2 separate regions of the Homo sapiens genome follow, and region 2 is linked to region 1. The links are chromatin loops, found by intact Hi-C in ENCODE. Cell type or tissue: IMR-90. All regions are shown on one strand.

Region 1 (2,500 bases):
CAACATGGAGAAACCCTGTCTCTACTAAAAATACAAAAAATTAGCTGGGCGTGATGGCACATGCCTGTAATCCCAGCTACTCAGGAGCTGAGGTAGGAGAATCTCTTGAACCCAGGAGGCGGAGGTTGAGGTGAGCCGAGATCGCGCCATTGCACCCCAGCCTGGGCAACAAGAGCGAAACTCTGTCTCAAAAAAAAAAAAAAAAAAAAAGGAGGCAAAGGACATGAACAGACACTTCAGAAAAGAAGACATACATGCAGCCAACAAATATATGAAAAACACTCTACATCACTAATCATCAGAGAAATGCAAATCAAAACCACAATTACATACCATCTCACACCAGTCAGAATGGCTATTACTAAAAAGTCGAAAAATAACATATGCTGACGAGAGTGGGAAAGCTTAGACATTGTTGATGGGAATATATTAATAGATTATTTTGGCCACTGTAGAAAGCAGTTTGAAGATTTCTCAAAGAACTTAAAACAGCACTGCTATTCAACCTAGAAATCCCATTACTAAGTATATATCCAAAGAAAAATAATTCATTCTACCAAAAAGACACACATACTCATATGGTAACCACAACACTATACACAATGGCAAAGACATGGAATCAACCTAGGTGCCCATCAATGGTGGATTTGATAAAGAAAACGTGGTACATATACACCATGAAATACTACAGAGCCACAAAAAGGAACAAAATCATGTCCATTGCAATAACATGGATCCACCTGGAGGCCATTATCCTGAGTGAATTAATGCAGGAACAGAAAACCAAATACTGTATGTTCTCATTTATAAGTGGGATCCAAACATTGGGTACATGTGGACATAAAGATGGCAACAATAGACGCTGGGGATTCCTGGAGGGGATGGAGTTCGAAGGGAGGAAGGGCTAAAAACCTATCTATAAGGTACTTTGCTCACTACCTGGGTGACAGGACCATTCATACCTCAAACCTCAGCATCACACAATATACCCATGTAACAAACCTGTACATATACCCCTGAGTCTAAAATAAAAGTTGAAATTATTAAAATAATAAGACTAATAATCCAGTTTAAAATGAGCAAAGGATTTGAACAGACACTTCTCCAAAGAAGATACGCAAATGCACATAAAACAAGCACACGAAAAGATGTTCAGCATCACTAGTTATTAGGGAAGTGCAAATCAAACCATAAGAGGTTTTACAATTTATCTTCATGATTTATCTTCATTACCCTTCAATGATATATACTCAAAAAGACAGACAACAACAAGTGCCAGTAAAGAGGTAAAGAAATTGGAACGCTCATTCATTGTTGTTGGGAAGAGAAAGCCAGTGAAGACTCTTTTGAACAGAGTTTGGCAGCTTGTCAGAAAGGTTAAACATAAAAAGATTACCATATTACCCACCAATTTTCTTCCTTGGTATATATCCAAGATAAATAAAAATATGTGTACACAATAATGTGTCACAAATGTTCATAGCAGCATGATTCAAAAGTGGAAGCAATCCCAAATGTCCAAGTGATTCACAGATAAAAAGAATGTGTTATATTCTTACAATGGAATATTATTTAGCTATATAAGGTAGTGAATTACTGACACAAGCTACAACATGATGACCCTTGAAAATGTTATGCCAAGTGAAAGAAGCCAGTCACGAAAGACCACACTTTATATGATTCCATTTATATGGAATGAGCAGGATAGGCAAATCTACACAGACAAAATAGAAAGTAGATTAGAAGTTGCCTAGAGCTGGGAGAGGATGTAGCTATGGAAAGAGGGGATTGACTGTTAATGCATAAAGAGCTTCTTCTCAAGGTGATGAAAATATTCTAAACTTAGATCTTGGTGATGGTCGCACAATGTTGTGAATATATTGAAACCCACTGAATTGTGCACTTTGAATGGGTGAATTTAATGGGGTGTGAATTGTATCTCAATAAAGAATTTTAAAAACCATCAAAGGAGTAAGTTCTAATGTTCAATAGCAGGGTAGGGTGACTATAATTAACAACCATATATTGTGTATTTCAAAATAGCTACTGGAGACATTCCCAACACATAGAAACAACAAATGATAAAAGTAATGGATAACCTAAATATCCCGATTGATCATTACACATTCTATGCATAGAACAAAATATCACATGTATCCCATCAATATATACAAACATTATGTATTGGTAAATAAATAAATAAGATTTTAAAAACCAAAAAAAGAAAAGAAAAGAACAAGAATTCACTGCACTGCAGACAGTGGAGTGGTAAACCAGAGCAGTGTCAATGGGTATGGGGAAAAGTGTATACAAGTGATAGAGCTGATGTGAAAGAGGTGGATTAGAGGAGATGACTTTCTTCTACTGAAATGATCAACCAGGTATATAGAAGTGTCGTGTGCTAAGCTCCCTCTATGGCCTCATTTTTGCTTTTGCTTTTGCCACCCCAGTGAATCCTGGTCTTTCATTCTTCCATCCCCCATGCCCTTTTCCATCTTGG
Region 2 (2,500 bases), 400 kb before region 1:
TAGGGCAAGTAATGCAATCAGAAAGGTTTAGGTGTCATCCCCAGTCAAGAAAACAGTGCAAGTGGCTCCTTCCTGCTTCCTATTAATTTGAAGTCCACCCTCAGTGAAGGATCCCTTGAGAATCAAAAGACCCCAGGAAGAACCTGCTTAATACATCAGCATTAAAATTCAGTTACCCTAAGTTCGGGTGGAATAATTTATTAGAAACTTATTTCTAAGTTAATAATATTGGTATAAATCCTAAACATGGGCCAGGAGTGGTGGCTCACACCTGTAATCCCAGCACTTTGGGGGGGCTGAGACAGGTGGATCACTTGTGGCCAGGAGTTCGAGACCAGCCTGGCCAACATGGTGAACCCCATCTCTAGTAAAAAAAAATACAAAAATTAGCCGGATGTGGTGGCAGGCACCTATTTGGGAGGCTGAGGCAGGAGAATCGCTTGAACCTAGGAGGTGGAGGTTGCAGTGAGCCGAGATGGCACCACTGCACTCCCGAGTGGGCAACAGAGTGAGACTCTGTCTCAAAAAAAAAAAAAAAAAGATACTAAATATGGAATCACTTAACTTCTTGTAGACTTACCTGTAAAACATGGATTTAATAGCTATATTATAGAGTTTCTGAGAAAATAAAATGAATTGATAAATGTGAAATTACTAAGTAACCATAATGCATAATATCAATTGTTCTTAAAATTAAACTCTTTTAAACAAATGCATAGATGTAGACAGGAAAGGAAGTTGTGACCAGATGCCTATTTGAAATGCACAAGATTGTCTTTATTTCTAAGTAAGAACCATGTATACAAGGCATTTAAGCTTAGCTGGGTTGCATCTCCACATGGTAACCAAGTCTAGGGCACCAGAGGACTTTGCTGACCATCTCCTGCTCATTGGCTTAATAGAGTTTCAACATGATGTTATCTTTTGACCTGAACATTATTCCTATTATTGTGCAGACTTCTGCTAGACTTGTGAGTCATTCACACAATTATAATGCAATCAGTTGTTACAATGATCTCTGCCATGCTGCAAGCTAGGCCCCAGTAGGGACTCTAAGGCTCTGAGTTTTCCTCTTTGTTATTTATATTCTTGGATACCATGAAGCATATTTGAAATGCACACTTAACTAGATAAGAAAGGACCTTCACCCTGAAATGTTAGGGAGAATGCTTATTACATCCTTCCTAGAAGATAGAGAAGAATGCCATAAATTTACTTTAACCATCTAAATATATGAGAGATGTCAAGGCTTGTACAGAGGCTATGCCAAAATTCTTTCTTGCTTTCCATTAAAAAAAAAAAAATCACTACTTTGAAGCCTGGCTTTTTTTTTTTTTAACCAGAAATGTAACAGTGTCTCCTTTGTTCAATTGTATTAGCTTATTTTTCTAAAGTAGATTCATTTTCAAAAACATAGTTACGTCTGGGCACTGAAATAAATGTAAATGCTAATTTCAAATAACCAAAGAAATCAATACTATTGACAGGAAGACTGACTGGTCTGCCATCTGCTTGCTTCTGCTGAAATTTCCAGAGATATCATCAGGACTTTATGATCAGATGACAGAAATGTTTGCCTTTCAGCTGACAGTTGCTCTGGGGATTTGAGAAAAGTAAACTGAGCAGGCCTAATGAAAAACGTGAAGCTTCCTAGGGTCAAGATATTGTCCAAAATATATATTGGTCTAGTAATATAGTATTCTGGAAACTTCCTCTAGAGAATGTCTGTGATATTTTTAGCTGGCATCTCATGAAATGTTAGATACTATTCTGAAAACAAAAATAAATTTCTCATGTTTAGAGCTATGTATAGCAATATTTTTTTTACTCTTGTTTTGCCCTACTGACCATATGGGAACATTGAGTTTTGGGTAGCATAAATGTTCTTCTGAAAAAAACTGCTTTTTTTTTCTTTTCAAAATATCCGCTCAGAGATAACCACATTGTTCAATTATCTGATGATATTACAATGAACTGCTGGAATTTTATCTCATCTACTGCATTAATTCTCTACATTATGACTGACCCTTGTCATATTAGCATTTGCTAATAATAATTTTTTGTTAAATTTCCTTTTCTATTCACTATTTTACTTCAAGTAAGTATTATCAATCTATGGACTAAGCACATTTGTATCTCATTTTTTAAATTGTTTACAACATATGCTAAAGCTAATATATAAGCAATTGTTAATCAATCTTTTGACATCCAATAATTAGATTTATTTACAAGAGCTCATGTAAATAAAATTATTTAGAGGCTCTATTATGATTTGCATAAGGCTCCTATATACCTTTTATATGTTTCCAATACCAACTATTCTTCAAACTATATTAAAATTAGAGAATAACTTGAAGTGGGTATTTCCCATTTAATTTTGTCTGTATTTTTAGCTATCTATTATTCTTAAGCCAATATTTCATGCCAGGAATTTTTTATTAACAAATAAAGAATGAGGATCCAAGGTTATAAACCAGACTACAAATCCTAGATAATTACT

The links. Peaks named below come from ENCODE experiments on the same cell type or tissue, not always from the same donor. Only the 100,000 strongest peaks of a DNase experiment are listed, where the experiment ranks them.
Region 2: a loop joins it to region 1, with 2.5 times the contacts of the local background. A loop is called at or near these places in 2 of 110 quality-filtered maps.

What each region holds. Positions count from the first base shown.
Region 1 is chr13:37,193,680-37,196,179 of GRCh38, reverse strand. No RefSeq gene overlaps it. Among named protein-coding and RNA genes, the nearest start is that of CSNK1A1L, 89 kb to the right of the region's middle. In IMR-90, no CTCF peak of the experiment used is centred here; a DNase peak (open chromatin) is centred at 1,509.
Region 2 is chr13:37,593,852-37,596,351 of GRCh38, reverse strand. All of the region lies in intron 2 of POSTN (periostin), which reads left to right. Among named protein-coding and RNA genes, the nearest start is that of POSTN, 3.7 kb to the left of the region's middle. RefSeq lists an enhancer at 715-1,364. In IMR-90, no CTCF peak of the experiment used is centred here; no DNase peak of the experiment used is centred here.